2 separate regions of the Homo sapiens genome follow, and region 1 is linked to region 2. A link is a loop called in an ENCODE intact Hi-C map of the cell type or tissue named here. Cell type or tissue: mammary epithelial cell. All regions are shown on one strand. Each heading gives the region's core, and the rest is flanking DNA. Links, peaks and the distances in the headings are about the cores only.

Region 1 (8,858 bases), core at 446-8,445, 240 kb after region 2:
TAGGGTTTGTTTATTGTTTTTTCTGCACACTATATACAACTATCTGCAACTTGTCTAGCAAAGGTATAAATTCCTATGCATCCATAAACTCTAAGGACTGCATCACACATAGCTTGGGGGCCCCAGTGAGTTCCTTGATGTAGCTGTGACAATATCTCTCACATGAGGGGCTTAGACAGCATTTCTCTCTTGTCTGGTAGTACCCATTTTCCCTCATGGCTTTCTTTGGCTCCTATTTCTTCTAGCTTTTCTTGCTTTCTGGGGGAGAAGATAGGGACTACAGCTGGAGCGGGAAGATAAGGGGTTAGGTGGAAAATGGGTGCTGCTTGAGAAGAGGCAGCTTGTTTGGCTACTGGTTAGCTATGTTATTCCCTCAGCTCTCGAAGGAAAGATTCTTCTAGTGACCTGGAACATGAACAACTGCTATCTCTTCTGGCAGCTGTAAGTTCTCTAGTACTTAGATTATTAAGTCTCTATGGACTAAGTTTTGGCCTTTACTGTTAATGAGACCTCGCTCTGCCCAAATTTTCAAAGGTGTGGATGACTCCAAAGGCATACCTGGAGTCAGTATGAATAGCTCCTTTCTGGTTTTGCAGAGATTTTAAGGCTTGATTTAGTGCAAACAACTCATGTGTTTGTGCAGAGCAGTCATTAGGTAATCTTCCTGATTCTATTTTTGTGAGGGTGTCTCCATCTACCACTGAGTACCTGTTAGGCCTTTTCTCTTTTATCACTTGAGAAGAACCATCTACAAAAAGGTGTCTTTCAGTTTGAAAGGGAGTTCCAATTTCTCTGGCATCTTGGAGGGACAACTGTGAGACTGGGGCTTGTCTATGGTGAGAATTTCTAGGAGGGGGCAAGCAAGAGAGAGAAGCTGGATACTGAGGATGGGGTGGACCCGGAGAAGCAGGGCTGGAGGGAGCTGGCTCCCCTGCTGAAGGTGCCTCTGGGATTCATTTCTTTAGTTCCCTGGGATTGCACCTTGTAGCCTCACCTAAGATGGCAAACAGGAGGGCTGGATCAATCCTAACACTGTTGGCAAAGGTCTGGATTATTGCCCTGAAAGGTGTAGAAATCCTGCAAATAGGAGGCCTGCGATCATTTGTCCTCACAGTTACAGAAAAGGTTCAACGGGAGGATGGTATTGAAATGAATGGTTCCTTCCTGAGGCCAAGCCAGCCCTTCCTGTAAGTCATAATTTGGCCAAACCTTTGTGCAGAGGGCTATGAGGCATTTTCTTCCAGAGTCTGAAGGTCAAACAGTCCCAGAGATTCGGGATACACCCCAGAGGAGTATAAACTGGGGATGGTGAGGATAGCTGGTTGCCCATTCTGAAAGGAAACAGATGTCCCTCATTTTCCTTCCTTCTCTCAGCAATAACTCAGGGTGTGAGGGAGAGAGAAAGCAGGTGTTCCTCACTTTCTCTTCCATGTTTTCATCCCTGACTCCTGGTGACCTTGACAGGTGCTCACCCATGGGTGCCAATGTGGCTTGCACCCATGAAGTAGGGAGAGCCTAGAGAATAGGAATTATCTGCACTAACCTATCCCCCCTACTTTTGACAACCTTTAATTCCCTAGGCCTCATCTATGCCATGGAGCATGGCCTCCTTCCATGGAGCAGGAGTTTAATTGGCAGGAATTAGTCCTGCCCATTTACATTGTGCCTGTTGCCTGGCTTTGGATCCCTCAGATCTGGTTTTCCATGCTAAGGCTTCAACCTAAAGCTTGGAATTGAGTTTGGGACAAAAAAGGTATTTCAGGGGGGTGCATGGGTCCATTTAGATTAACCCCCATATGGGCCCTGCCAAATTTGCAGTCATCAGACACCAGGGGTCACTCCTCTGTTGTTTCCCTATCATAAGCAGAGTTCTGAGGTAGGAAAAGAACATTCTCACTTAGAAAAAAAATAGCTTAAAGTGCAAAAAAAAAAAAAAAAAAAGGCGGGGGTCTGTCCTGGGGGAAGAACCTCTTTCTCTGTACAAATGGGCTCCTTCAATCACTGTATACCTTCCCTTGTTCAGACTGAGTTGAGCTCCTCAGCAGCTGGGCTCACAGGGTCCCTGACCTCTGAGATTGCCCTGGGGTCTGGGTGGCATGTGCAGCTTACTCCTGCTCTGCTTGGCCACTGGGCATGGCACATGCATGTGGTGGATATGCCCAGGTGCCCAAGCTGGAAGGGGAGGGGGTAAGGAGGGGAGCCACCATACACCATGCATACCTGCAGCTTTTGGGGTGGGGGTGGGGATGACACCTCTAAGAACAAATGGAAATCACATTGTTCTGAATTGCATGTCTGATGGCTGGGCCAAAAGCTCATTCTACTTAATATCTCTAGTTTGTAGCAAAACCCTTAACATTATAAAAGAAGAGACAGGAGCCATTTCAAACTGTGAAAGAAGGAAGGAAAGATACTATAGGAAAATCTAGGGGTCTTGGCTGATGCTTCCAGTTGCCCCAGGACCTTTTTCTGGTCCCACTCAATGGCTAAACCTTCATGAAGGGAAATCAAGCCAACATTCCTTTCCCCTGAAAGAAACAGAGAGGTGGCAGTGTCTTGGAAAAGAGACAGAGCTGATAGTTCCACATTTGTACTCATCCTTCTGATGGATCCTGGATGAGCCCCCAGATGAAAGGAGATAGTTCCCTTGACCCCTTCACGGGACTTGTGAAGCGAGTGACTTGTTTGCTCAGCCCACAGCTTTCAACCCCTCATGGGAGGGAAAGCATGCAGGTGAGTGAGTGCAGAGACCAGGATGAACACTTCTGGGTAGCCAGCAGGAACAGAACTCCATATGGGCCCATAGCAGTGTCTAGGGGTAGCCTGTGACCCCTGGGGCCTCAGAGGGCATGTGTTACAGTGTGCTGTTTTAGCTTTGCCATCCATGAATGGCTTAACTATTAGATAACTCAGTGGAGGGTCAGTGTGACAGCTTCTTGAACCCATACCTGGGTCTTTGTCTAGTGACCAGGAGGAATCAGGTTGCACGAACAAATTGAAGATAACAAATGTGGAGGATTTCACTGCTGATGAAAGTGGCTTTCAGTGGGATGGGGAGGTAGCAAGGGGATGGATTGGGAAGGTGGTCTTACCCTGGAGTTCGGCCAGCCCTGGCCGGCCGAACTCTTCTCCGAGGTTTCGCTGTTGAGCCATAACTCTGAAGTCAAGTTGCTTCTCACCAATGTCAAGCTGCTGCTTCTCTCCTTCTCTGCCACACTGCTCTGATCCTTTGCCAATAGAGTCTGGGGTTTTAATGGATACAGAATGGGGGGCAGGGTGGGCCAGGGTGGGTTTGGAAAAGGCAACATTTGGGTGGAAAAACAGGAGTGCATGTTCTCACTTTAGAAAGCAGTTCCAGGCTTGAGGGTGGAGCCCTCACCAGGGACCCTGCACTTTTCTACCTAGCATTTCCCTGCCTACAGTCTGTATCACTGTGACCTGGAATCCCCCTCCTAACTTCAAGTTGTCTTGCCTTTGCTTCAAGTTGTCCTGCCTTTTCCAGACAAAATCATTGTTCATCTTACATATGTTGACTGATGTGTCATGTCTCCCTAAAATGTATAAAACCAAACTGTGCTCAGACCACCTTGGGTACATGCCATCAGGACCTCTGGAGGCTGTGTCATAGGCATGTGTCCTCAATCTTGGCAAAATAATCTGTCTAAGTTAACTGAGACCTATCTCAGATTTTCAGGGTTCACGTTTTGGTAACCATTAAGGGATTCTGAGTGGAGGTGCCCCAGACCTTTGACAAATCTCCTATCAGTGCTTGGTATCTGCTTGAGCTATCTTTGTGGCTCAAACCAATAAGACAATTTACTGAGGCCTAGAAGTACCCCCTCCGGAGAATCCCTGATCTCCCCAAATTTGGTCAAGATCTAAAGTTTATTTTGCTGTACAACTTCTGTTTTTTGTTTTGTTTTGTTTTGTTTTGTTTTTGGAGTTTTACACAAGGAAGGCAAGTTTTTATTGCTTTCATGGTGATGGAAGGCAGGTAACTCATTTATGGAGTTTGAGCTCACTTCCAGTAGGGAAGATGAATTCGAGATTTTTCCAGTTTCTAGGATGGTAGAGAGTAGTCTTCAGCCTGAGACCCATCCCTTCATAAGTAACTGAATTAGGGTTTGTCTTGGTCAAAGTTAAGATTAATAACCAGCTGGTCTTAATTTCTCCTTACCACTAGAGTGCTCAGTAATCGTACAAGTTTTGCCATCATTTGTTTTGCTTAAAACAGATGATGTTGTTTTTATTGTTATTAGTTTGTTTCTGTTTTTGTTGTTGTTTTGCTCTTTTTCCCATTTGGGTTAGATCAACTCTATCTGACTTGATCATGTCTGAAGGCAAGTTCCAAATTATGGGGAACAAGGCCTCTGAAGTGGCTAAATTTCCACACACAAAAAGAGGTGGTGTGGTGTTGGGAGAAAAATGACCAGCAAAAGGTGGTGGTGGTGGGGAGGAGGGGAGGGAAAGATTTTTTTATTTTGACTATTTAAGGGGCTTTATTTACATAACAAGGTCACCTTTTATCTAGGCGGGCCAAACTGAAATAGCAATGGCTGTCACCCCACAGTGCAGTCCCATAGCTAAGGGTTCTGCCTTCTTTTTTCCTACTATGACAGCCTGGTTTTGTTTCCTAAATTAAGCCCTTTCTGGTTTGATATTTGGTACTTCTGAAATAGCAGCAATTTGTTCTAGCTGAAATATGGTAATGAGATTTAAAAGGATTTTTTTTTTTCGAGACAGAGTTTTGCGCTTCTAGCCCAAGCTGGAGTGCAATGGCGTGATGTTGGCTCACTACAACCTCTGTCTCCTGGGTTCAAGCAATTCTCCTGCCTCAGCCTCCTGAGTAGCTGCAATTACAGGTACATGCCACCACGTCCGGCTAATTTTTTGTATTTTTAGTAGAGACGGGGTTTCACCATGTTGGCCAGGCTGGTCATGAATTCCTGACCTCAGGTAATCTGCCCACCTCAGCCTCCCAAAGTGCTGGGATTACAGGCATGAGCCATTGCGCCTGGCCTTAAAAGGATTTTTTAAAAGGAGTTCAGTGGTTAAAAGTCAGTTTAATTAAAAGATAACATCCAAGTTGTGTGTGTATGTGCATGCATGTGTGTGTGTTTGTATTTAAAAGGCCTTCAAGTGTTGTTTTTTTTTTTTCTCCCAGGACCTCGTTCTTTTCTTGAGCGAAAGTTTTCTTCTTTTCAGTTGACTGAATTCTGTTTTCTAAATTTACTGGTGCTGTCTCTCCTTTCTCTTGCGCCCTCTGCTGCATGAGGGACTTAAAATAGTTTATAATAGCCTAGGGTTTCTTAAAGAAGATGGAGAAGGTGCCAGACTCCCTTTGGGGAGAGACCTGTTTTTCCTTATGGAACCCTGAGAGTGTAAGCAGACAAATTCATCTCAGCTCTTAAATTGCTTCCTTTTGTGTTGTGTTACCTGATTTATTGACTAAAATAGTTATTGCAACAGAGGCTACTCTTGGGTTTTTAAGGAAGAGTGTAGTTTAGACAGTTAGAAATGCCTTTGTTTAAAAAAAATTTTTTTAAGTGCACTGTAAAAGCATCACATGGTCTAGCTTCATAATAATTCTCCATTTTTGGAGACCCAGGATTCAGTATGGGCTCTGCCCAGAGCTCAGAGATCCAGTTAAAAGAGAGGTAGTTCCGGCAGGGTGCGGTGGCTCACGCCTGTAATCCCAGCACTTTGGAAGGCCTAGGCGGGTAGATCATGAGGTCAGGAAATTGAGACCATCCTGGCTAACACCGTGAAATCCTGTCCCTACTAAAAAATACAAAAAATTAGCTGGACGTGGTGGCGGGCGCCAGTAGTTCCAGCTACTCGGAAGGCTGAGGCAGGAGAATGGCATGATCCCAGGAGGCGGAGCTAGCAGTGAGCCAAGACTGCACCACTGCACTCCAGCCTGGGTGATGGATCGAGACTCCCTCTCAAAAAAAAAAAAAAAAAAAAAAAGAGAGGAAGTTCCTAGCTAAATAAAATTGGTCTCCTCATACAATCTTATGATAGATTTCTATAATTTTATGTTTGATTTGGTATCCATCTTTAATTTCTCTCTAGCACCATTAGACTTTTTCTCTCAGTACTTTAAGATGTAAATTTTGCTATCTGAGTTTTTATCTACAAGTTGTTTTCCTTCAATATGCAGATTTAGGGCTATTTAGCTGACAACTGCCTATGGTAGCAAACAGATTATTGAGAATTTGAAAGTCTAAGATAAGAAAAAAGGTTCTTATGAATCTATAAGATGTACTTCTATTGTCATGCCTAATACATCTATGTATTTATGTGTTGTGTACACAATGTTTTACTACATATATATACATATATATAAGAGCTCTAATTGACTTAAAAAAGCACTTGAATCAAATACTTTATCAGGAAAAAAGAAAATACTAGTCAAAAGCTTTTTCAAGGTTATATAACTTTAATAAATAAGTTGGCTTTAAAATTATTGGTAAAGTAATATTAGAAATGTCTTAAGAACTGCCAGCATATATTTTTGTTTGCATTTATTGATCAAGCAATTTTATACTTATCCCTGCCAAATACTATAAGATGTCAAAATTTGTCATAAGGGTTAGAAAACTATAAACCCAGCCCAAAACAGAATGATCTTTGCTTGTGTAATTTTTAATAAATAAGACATTGATACTGGTTTAAGGAAAATAGCTATATCTTGAATTATTCAGTTAAATTACTATAACTTCTAATCGTGTGGCTTTAGGCAGTTTAGTCCATAGGCAGTAAGGTTTGTTTTGGGAAAGGACTGTTATCATCTTGTTTAAAAACTAAAGTAGAAACTAAATTCCTCCCAAAGTTAGTTTGGCCCATGTCTAGGAATGAACAAGGACACTTGGAGGTTAGAAGCAAGATGGAGTTGGCTAGGTCACATGTTTTTCACTGTTTCAGTTATAATTTTGCAATGGTGAGTTTCATATCTTTAAATGATGACTATCGCAGTTTTCATAGTCTAGGTAAATGATTAAAATAAGATAATTAGGCTAGACACGGTGGCTCCCGTCTGTAATACCAGAACTTTGGGAGGCCGAGGCAGGCGGATCACGAGGTCACGAGATCGAGACCATCCTGGAAAACATGGTGAAACCCTGTCTCTACTAAAAATACAAAAAATTAGCTGGGTGTGGTGGCACGTGCCTGTAATCCCAGCTACTCAGGAGGCTGAGGCAGGAGAATCACTTGAACCTGGGAGGCAGAGGTTGCAGTGAACCGAGATCACGCCACTGCGCTCCAGCCTGGATGACAGAGCGAGACTCTGTCTCAAAAAAAAAAAAAAAAAAGATAATTAGGTGAATGTGATGGAATAAATACTTGTAGACAAATGTCATAATTTGGAATCTAAAGTTATATTAAATTAAATAATAGATATTTCATTATTTGAATATTTTCCAATAGAAATATATTGTAGGAAAAAATTCTTTCTAAAAAAGTGTCATTCTAAAAAAGGCGAACAATTTTGTCTAATTCAAAGCTTATTTAAAGGTTATGGGCCAGTCATGGTGGCTCACACCTCTAATCCCAGGACTTTGGGAGGCTGAGGCAGGTGGATCACCTGAGAACAGGAGTTCAAGACCAGCCTGACCAACATGGAGAAACCCCATCTCTACTAAAAATACAAGATTAGCTGGGCGTGGTGGCGCATGCCTGTAATCCCAGCTCCTCGGGAGGCTGAGGCAGGAGAATTGCTTGAACCTGGGAGGTGGAGGTTGTGGTGAGCCGAGATCGTGCCATTGCACTCCAGCCTGGGCAACAAGAACGAAACTCTGTCTCGTAAACAAAACAAAACAAAACAAAAATTTCTGTGCAGTGCAGAAGGTCTTTACTTTTGCCTTTTGGTAACTGGCCTAACAGATTTTATTGTTTATTGAAACAATTCCTATGCCATTATTATCAAGTTTTGGTTTGCTTAGGAAAAAACTGAGATTAAATTAAAAAAAATTAAGGTTATTACATCCATGTATCTTTCTGTATGTGCCTTTAATGTACTTGTGACATTGAGTTACAGGGCTTTGACTCCTGGGTCTAAAAGAACACCAAGTCCTGCTAAATTTTAAACCTTGACAGCAATTAAATCCCATCTACAAGTCCAGTTGAAGATGCCAATCAAAATAAACTGCATTCCTGAAACACGGGGCCAGAAATTAAAACTATTCAATTCCTCAAGGCCCAGGGACTATTGTGGAAGAGGTGGGCTTGTGAGATTTTAAGGGCTGATTTTGGGGATAAAATACCTTCAGTTTCTCTATTAATTAATTATTAATGTCAAAGACACATGGATGCAAGAGCAGCATATAGGCCCCTATGTCAGATTAGCAAGGTTTTCTTGAAGCATTAACTGACTCCTTAATAAAGATTATAAAAGTCTTGTGGAAGTTATATCTTATAGTCAAGATTAAAATCTTAAAGATTGTTTATACATTTTAAAAAACAAATTTAATCGGTTTCATGCTGTTTTTATTAGGGCTTATTGTTTGGAAAATTAACATTCCTCTCTTAAATAATGAAGGTTTTTGATTTTTTTTTGAAATACTTGAGTTATCACTCTGGTCAGGTGACTGACTTATTTTGCAATGACCTGAGATGTCAAGTGATTTTGATAAAAGTGATTTTCATATGAACATACAATACTATAGGATTCCATATTTGCCTATATGTTTACTTTTACTAGAAGCTTTATATTTTTGCATAGTTCCATGTTACTGGATAGCATTGTTTCATTTTAACTTGAAGGACTGCCTTTAATATTGCCTTTAGGGAAAGTCTAATGGTGATGGGCTCTCAGCTTTTGTTTTTATGGGAAAGTCTTAATTTCTCCAGTTCTT
Region 2 (8,858 bases), core at 367-8,366:
AATTACAATGAGGTTGTAATTGTGAGAAGGCTATTTGCATCTAATTGTCTTCAAGAAACTCCCTCTGAAATGAAACTTAATCTAAAGAGTTAGAGACTCTCTTCGGTGTTGCAGATAGGTTTCTAGCATCCCAAACTTTATGATATCTTAACTGTATTTATTTCCCTTAAAAGGAAAATGAGTGAAATGCCATTATGATATCAGGTTGAAATATTTCTGGAAGAAAACTAGCAGGCACCCATTTAAGTCTTAAAATCATCTAAAATACATCGTTTCAGATGGAATATCATCCAGCCACAAAAAAAGAATTAGATCCTGTCAGTGGTGGCATCATGATGAGCCCGGGGTACATTATGTTAAGTGAAATAAGTCAGGCACAGAAAGACACATGCCAGATGTTCTCACTCATATGTGAAAGCAAAAATACAATTGAACTCACAGAATTAGAACGCAGAGTTGGTTATTAGAGGGTGGGAAGGGTGGCTGGGAGGGGAGAGAGGGAGAGGTTAAGGGACTCAACATTACAGCTGAGTAACAGGAATAGTTCTTGGGTTCCTCAGCACTGTAGGGTGACTAATGTTAACAATAATTTATTGCGCATGTTCAAAAAGCTAGAAGAGGATTGTGAAAGTTCTAAACTCAAGGAAATGATAAATGTTTGAAGTGATGGATATGCTAGTTACCCCGATTTGATCCTTATGCATTACATGCATGCAGCAAAATAACACATGCACCCCATAAATATGTACAATTATTATGTATCAATAAAAAATTCCTCCTCTAGTATCTGAGGGAAAACTATCCTAGTTTTATTCCCAAAGCCCACAGGCAAAAGAGAGTGGCCACTCAGGAGCCCCAGGCAGAGGTGTACTGAGGGACAGCCCAGAGAAGGCAGGAATGGCCCCACGCTCAACCTCAGTGTCCATGGGGTTCTGCAACACAAGGCAGGTCTGAAAGCACTGTGTGGCCTCAGAGACACTGCCCACAACAGGCAGAAAGTACTGCAAATAAATAGGTCAGTTACTCAATCCTAACCAGTTTTAAGTCTTGACGACCTATGTGGTGGCTTGTTTCTTAAGAAGCACCTCTCCCTGGATGATCTCTAGAAAAGTTGCTAACATGAACCAACCAACAAATATCTACCCACAAAGGACTTTGTAAAGGACATGGAGCCTGGGGAAGGGAAAGGAGAAAGACTGAAATCAAGCTCCTCCCAGCACTCTCTCCTTTCTCCATGACACTCCCTGAGTGCCTCAGACACTCTTGTGACGCTCTTACTCCCTGCAACAAGCCATCCTGTCCCTATGATAATGGAGACACTCCCATCACACAGGAAACCCATCATGGAAAGACACGAGACTGGATGGGAAAACAGAATGGGCAGCAAAAAGGTGCAATCATTAAAAGCAGAACACTAACAAATGACTGAACAATGGCAAGCCTCAGTTTCTGTGAGCCCGTGCGCATGGATGTGTAAGTGCTTTGGGATGGGATCACTGAACTGTACTGTTTTGGTTTGGTAAGTTGAATTTGTCAACTTTTATCAGCCCAACAGCAATATAGCTTATTGCAGAAAATGTATGAAAGGCAGAGAAGAATCACGCATATTCCTGCCAACTGGAAACAAGTACTTTAACATTTTGAGCTCTATTCTTTTTAAAATACATGTACACGGCTGGGCACGGTGACTCACGTCTGTAATCCCAGCACTTTGGGAGGCCAAAGTGGGTGAATCATGAGGTTAGGAGTTCAAGATCAGCCTGACCAACATGGTGAAACCCTGTCTCTACTAAAAATACAAAAATTAGCCGGGTGTGGTGGCAGGTGCCTGTAATCCCAGCTACTCAGGAGGCTGAAGCAGGAGAATCACTTGAACCCGGGAGGTGGAGGTTGCAATGAGCTGAGATGGCGCAACTGCGCTCCAGCCTGGGCGATAGAGCGAGACTTAGTCTCAAAAAAACAAAACAAAAACATGTACACATATATGATATATGATCTTAAATAAATGCAGGGTTGTTGCAAGGTGACTTTAGAATTATCTTTAAAAGTGATGATCAACATTTCCAGCACTGGGTGAAACATACAAAGGACATACGATTTTCTGGATGAATACCACTGTCCCTTTTTTTTCTCCTGAACTTTCTGCTTATCAGAAACCTGCCCAGTCCTCAAGTACCTGCTCAAGATCTTCTCCAGGAAGCTTTCTTGACATTCCAGGCCTTATCGATCTTCTGTTCAGCAGCCATAGCACCCACTGTGTGTCCCATGCAGTGAGTGGGTAAGATTTTCATTGGATATAATGTTGTGTTCTGTATCGCAAAGGTGCTCCTCATCTCCTTAAGAACACCAGGAGGCCCTTAAGTAGACATTTTTTTTTTTTTGAGACGGAGTCTCACTCTGTCACCCACGCTGGAGTGCAGTAGCGCGATCCATGCTCACTGCAGGCTCCGCCTCCCGGGTTCACACCATTCTCCTGCCTCAGCCTCCCGAGTAGCTGGGACTACAGGTGCCTATCAACACGCCCGGCTAATTTTTTGTGTTTTTAGTAGAGACGGGGTTTCACCATCTTAGCCAGGATGGTGTTGATCTCCTGACTTCATGATCCACCCGCCTCGGCCTCTCCAAGTGCTGGGATTACAGGCGTGAGCCACCGTGCCCAGCCTGTGCTTAGTTTTCTTGAGACAGAGTCTCACTCTGTTGCCAGGCTGGAGTGCAGTGGTGCAATTTTGACTCACCGCAACCTCGATCTCCTGGGTTCAAGTGATTCTCGTGCCTCAGCCTCCTGAGTAGCTGGAATTACAGGCATGTGCTACCACACCAGGCTAATTTTTGTATTTTTAGTGGTAGAGACGGGGTTTCACCATGTTGGACAGGCTGGTCTCGAACTCCTGACCTCAGGTGATCCGCTCGCCCTGGCCTCCCAAAGTGCTGGGGTTACAGGCGTGAACCACCACGCCCAGCCTCTGTTGAATCTTTATACCCCTCATGGCACCAAGCACACTGTCATCATGCAATTAATCAAACTGGACATCTTGAGAGAAGTCCCTAGACTGCCTGCAGAGGGCATCTAAAGAGGGCAAGCCCTGGTGAGCTGCGTCCCTACCCAGACACCCAGACAGCTCAGTCTAGCTCGTTGCCTTTGGCGTAACTTTCCTCAAGAAAGACAGCTCGATCAATCAGAATCACTATAGTTTGAAATCTATAAGCCACCTCACAATTTTTTTTTCTCCCATGGTCCCTCAAATAAGCAGTGTTTAGTCAATTTAAAAACATTCTTGGGCTGGGCATGGTGCCTCATGCCTGTAATCCCAGCACTTTGGGAGGCTGAGGCAGGAGGATCACTTGAGCTCAGGAGCTGGAGACCAGCCTGGGCAACGTGGTGACACACCATCTCTATAGAAAAATTAGCCGGGCACGGTGGCATGCACCTGTAGGCGCTACTAAGGAGGCTGAGGTAGGAGGATCGCTTGAGCCTGTGAGCTATGACTGAGCTGTGATCATGCCACTGCATTCCGGCCTGGGAGACACAGCGAGATACTGTCTCAAAAAAAAAAAAAAAATCTTAAAATTTTCTCTCATAGGTTAGGTGATTTTTCTCTGACCATTTAGAAACTTTAACTAGAAAATGTCTCTGTACTAGTTCCTTTATATTTCAAATCACTTATCTTTTCATTCTTTTATTTTTATTCGTATTGTGATCCATTAACATACATTCTCACACCTAAACAGCTTTTTAAAAAGATAACATTGTGTTCTGGTCAAAACAGACAAATTAGAGGAAGCTGTGTTTCCAATACAGAATGGCAGTATTTTTAGCTAGGAATGCTGACTTAGGAGAACGCCCAGATCACCAGTGACAGCCTCCAGTGTGTCAGGAGCTCTTGACACGGCTGTAGTGGCTGTAGCACCAGAGTATCTGGCTCTAAATAACACCCTTATTTTAGTTCTGACTCAGTCAAGGCTATCTCCCTGGACATTAACCTTCAGCTACACTGGGAGGGAAGTCCGTGGGAGTTTTTATTTTGTGACTAAGCTTAACACGGGGTTTACTTCCCTCAATGATAAGGTAAAAGAAAACCATGAGAATTTCAGAATAGAACAGAATAAAAAACATTTCACTTGAGTCAAGTGAAAACAATGAACCTTTTCAAATTCAAATGTACATATCTTTCACTGCCCGTTATTTTCTTTTTGACACAGAACATGTTTTGTGTAGATTTTACTGCATTAAACAGCATTTGAAAATACTGACCAGGATGAAGCAGAGGAACTAAAATACACACACACACACACACACACACACACACACACACACACACACACATATATGTATATTTTGCTGAATTTAAAAAGGTTTCTTTTCTTTCATTAACTTTAAATTTTGTGAAATGTACACAGAAAGGCAAGGGATTATTTCAGCTACCATAACTTAGATTTTGCCATAAGTACAATGAAAAAAGATGTGGAAATAGTATAAGGTCAGGAGGTCAACCACTGTAAGCTGGTGCTCATGTAACACTGCCCAGCTACAACCAGGCTAGCAGCATCTCCCAGGGGCCTCAGTCACTCCTCTTGTTCTGCAGGCTCCTGTGCTCAACCTTCCTCTCTCCCCACACAGAGCTCTCCATTCTCTGTCACGGAATGAAGCTATGGTTTTTGAAAGCAGTTCACAGGGCTAAGTAGGAAGCTCTTTATTCCATTCCTTACCTCTTCTCAAAAAGTGGTATTCTATACATCTAGCAATAATATATAAAAATATGGCAATTACCCACTTAGACAGACCCCCTTGTGTCCTGTAGGAGGCATCACTGGGATATTGCTAGGTGCTGGTGATGCAGTTACTGCTACCTCTGTGAATCTTTGTCCTCTATGAGCAGCACTGAGACCTTGTCAGTAGAGGGTGCTGGAGAGACACTGCAGGAGGAAGAGGTTTGCTTCCCAGTCCTGCCTGCTCCCTGGGCAAAGCTCCTGCAGCACTCTGGCTTCTTCGGTGTCTAGCTCCTGCAGGGCATGGTGGCTAGCACCAGCTTCAGTGGCACTGGCCCCTCAAAAGTTTTACAGCAGAGTGCCTTGGACCCTGATGGTGCATGCAGCCAGCAGCACCCATCCCTTGGCAGTCAGCTATGTAGGGGGTACCTTGGGTGAGGGAACTCACTGGGAACAGCCTTCTCTGGTATTGGAAAGGAGGATTTCCAGCAATCTGTGCCAGCGACTTTTCTGCATGCAGCATGCCCTGGTAGTGTGACCCCGGGCACGGAGTAGGGCTCCTCCCTTGGCACTCTAACTCAGCTCTAGGGTCCGTGGCTGCTCCTTACAGCGGCTATTCCTATACTCTTTTGCTTTCTCTCCTCTTACTAGCCAATTCCTTATTACTCCAAAACCTTGTTAGAGTTAGTAATTCTATCTTTATATTAAACCTTTCCTGTTCAAATTAGCGTGTGGGTTTTCTCTCCTGGTTGGACCCAGGCCGACAGAGGCAGCCTATGTGAGGACTCTGCAGCTGATGGTACTTAGACCTTTTGGGCTCTTTCTCCAAGATGTCACTTAGGAATTTAAACAATTGTATTTACATTCAAAACTAGGAACAGACGATTTAAACAACTGTATTTACATTCAAAACTAGGAACAGACGGGGGGGAGGAGTGTGTTATCACGTAAAGGTACAGAATAATAAACCTGTCAGTTAAACGGGAGTCCAAGTCTGTCTACCTCATTCTTTTTTTTGAGATGGAGTCTTGCTCTGTCACCCAGGCTGGAGTGTAGTGGTGCGGTCTCAGTTCACCGAAACCTCCCCCTCCTGGGTTCAAGCAATTCTCTGCCTCAGCCTCCCAAGTAGCTGGGATTACAGGCACCCACCACCACGCCTGACTAATTTTTGTATTTTTAGTAGAGACGGGGTTTCACCATCTTGACCAGGCTGGTCTTGAATTCCACCCGCCTTGGCCTCCTGAAGTGCTGGGATTACAACCATTCTTTTTTTTTTTTTTTTTTTTTAGAGATGAAGTCTTGCTCTTTCCCCCCAGGCTGGAGTGTGATGGTGCAATCTCAGCTCACTGCCACTTCTGCCTTCCGAGTTCAAGCGATTCTCCTGCTTTGGCCCCCTGAGTAGCTGGGATTACAGGCACCTGCCACCACACCCAGCTAATTTTTGTATTTTTAGAGATGGGGTTTCACCATGTTGGCTAGGCTGGTCTCGAACTCCTGACCTCAGGTGATCCACCCGCCTGGGCCTCCCAAAGTGCTGGGGTTACAGGCGTGAGTCACCGCGCCCAGCCACAGCCATTCTTTATTTATGTAAACTAGAGGCCACACATGGACTCATTGTTCAAGTCAGGGCCAGAAGATATGGCCACCCCACACCCCAGTGTAGACCCCCATCCTCATGGCACTTTCTGGCCCCAGTGACATGTCTGGGGGCCACTCAATGTGAGCTCCTGGGTTCCTCTGTGACCCCAGCAAAGAGGCAAACAGGGACACACACCCATTGGTCAGTCCTCAAGAACAAGAGGAGAATAAAGGAACTGAGGCGATCAGTGAACTTTTGTTCTTCTTGAAGATGACTGGGAGGGTGGCTAGGACAGCAGCTCCTTGGGCAGTCGCTGTGCTCTGCTGCGCCTGGCCGTGAGGGCTTCTGTGAAGCTTTACTGTGAGTGCTCCACATGCTTTCCTGTCATGGTCATTCCTGAGCCTCCCTTCCTGTCACATCACTCCCACAATAGAATGAAGCAGCCGCCTGTTTTCTAAATAGTCCCTCGATTTCAGGACATTTGTGGTGAAAAGGACCATGTGTACCACTTAACACTGATGTGTGTGGCGTCTCTCCAGAGATGTCGCCAGGACAAGGTGTCACATTCAGAAGGCACAGCTTCAGGAGCCTGAAAGCCAGCCTTGGGAGGGCTGAAAGATTTGCCTCTTGCTAGTGGTAGGGGCAATGTTCTGTATGAGCTTCTTTGTTTTCTGAGGGGATTGAGAAAAACCTAAAATGTAATGCAGTAACAGTCTGGACAATTTCTGTTACAAAATGAGCTTTTAGGAGATGACATATTACCTCATTATTTCTTCTCTTTCCTCATTATCTACCTCTCTCCCATTCCCCATTGGTATAGACATTAAATTGAACAGCTGGCATGCTGAATTAACATGAGAGTCACTGAAAACTGAGTGCTGCATGAGAGCTGGCAGCTGGCACACCAGAGAGCCCTGCAGTCCTTCTTCCCTCCCCCTACAGACATCCTGCTAGAAGGAGACCCCAACCTGACACAGGTCAGTTATTGCATGGACTTCCTTGAGCTTTGCCCAGCCTGCTTCCTCCCTCTCTACCCTTGTAAGAGTCTTTGAGGACAATCCTCCCTCCTCTTTCCTTTGGAGCCACAAAGAGGCTACAGCCAGCATCCAGTCCCCATCTCAAACACAAACCTCCAAGAAATACTACTTCTAAAGAACGGTGGTGTGCAAGACAGAATCACAAGAAAAGCTTGGTGGGAGAAACACCACGATGGAGCTCAGGGAGATTATTTCAGGAAATTTTGCAATTGAGGCACAAGGATGGACACACACACACACCTGTGTGTAAATTTCTTATCATTTAATTACTTAAATAATATAAAATAAAACTTAATTTTCCTGATTTTAGGGCAACAAAACTCCCTGCTCTAATCCTTTTATAAACAGCACTGTCGCCAGGGATTTCAGTTCAGAATGGCAAACATGCACTTGTATGACTCTGGGCCAACCAAGTCTTTTAAGTCAAACCTTTAACCAACTATTAGTAAAGCATAAGACAGAACAATCTCTTTTATGGCAGCTCATAAATGAAAAAGCAAAAATGTAATCAAAACTAACTTGGCAAGAGGCCAAATTCATAGGCTGAGAAAACAGAACAAAATAACTGAGCTTCAAAGAGTTTAGAACCTATTAGGAAAGCAAATCAAATGGTGAAATTGAGAGTGGTTCAAATAAACTAATAAATATGGTGACTATTTGGACTATGTTCAGACTGAATATAAGAGGTCTGACGCTCTAATGACAGCGCCTATGCTGGTTGTATAAAAAGTCAATAATTTAAGCCTATTTAAAAGCAGCAGTCATTTTTACTCTTCTATGGATGGCAATATTCTAACCTATTACAGACAAAGCACCACATGACTATTTCAAGAGACAGTTTTATCCTTTGAAATAAAACTGCTCTGAAACACAAAAAATAATTCTGTGTTAAAAGAATACATAAAAATAACCTCACCAAATCAATTAGTAAGAATTAAGATGCTGGCAAAAACAAAGGGACAGAAGAGCAGGAATAATTCAAAAGGCAAAACCAAATCTTCCACTGCCGTCATGATGAACATTAAATGTTCTATTTCAGAGCAGAGCAGGGGATACACGGATGCTTCCTGGAGTGGAGGGGGAAGGGGACAAGGGAGTCACCTGGTACACTTTATTAACCTGAGCACAAACATAATCAGAAGAACAATATCATAATGGCTCATAAGGCAATGTCAGTGCTTTCTCATTCAGAAATCAATGTGTACACTTGCTATGCAGGTACAGATTGCCTGTAAGTAAACTGCTTATATAAACAGACTTTTCAAGGTCAATTTACCTTCCTTTTGGTTTAATATTTTCATCTACATTTAAGTAGCCTGAGCCAGTATTCCAGTTCTCTGAGGCCACAATCCCAGGCACTCATGTACAGCTCTGTAGAAGTTGCTGAAGTGCCACTACTCACATGTTGATTCTATAGCAGTATCTGCATTCCCTCTTACATTTTCAAAGCTGAGGAGGCAGAGAGGCTTCTCTTTGGCTCGCTTACCATTCATTTGGCCCCAAATACCATTTTGTGCAATAAGATCTAGCACTGC

What was found. A loop is a pair of places that touch in the nucleus more often than their neighbours do. Peaks named below come from ENCODE experiments on the same cell type or tissue, not always from the same donor. Only the 100,000 strongest peaks of a DNase experiment are listed, where the experiment ranks them.
Region 1: it touches region 2 in a loop (10-fold over the local background); 2 of 110 quality-filtered maps call a loop at or near these places.

The regions. Positions count from the first base shown.
Region 1 is chr2:108,393,457-108,402,314 of GRCh38, reverse strand. No RefSeq gene overlaps it. Among named protein-coding and RNA genes, the nearest start is that of SULT1C4, 20 kb to the right of the region's middle. In mammary epithelial cell, for the core only: a CTCF peak has its summit at 5,265 (motif pointing left); no DNase peak of the experiment used is centred there.
Region 2 is chr2:108,632,566-108,641,423 of GRCh38, reverse strand. All of the region lies in intron 1 of LIMS1 (LIM zinc finger domain containing 1), which reads right to left. Among named protein-coding and RNA genes, the nearest start is that of LIMS1-AS1, 42 kb to the left of the region's middle. RefSeq lists an enhancer at 4,569-5,143. In mammary epithelial cell, for the core only: a CTCF peak has its summit at 4,896 (motif pointing right); DNase peaks (open chromatin) are centred at 573, 3,993 and 4,893; H3K27ac peaks cover 1,019 bases.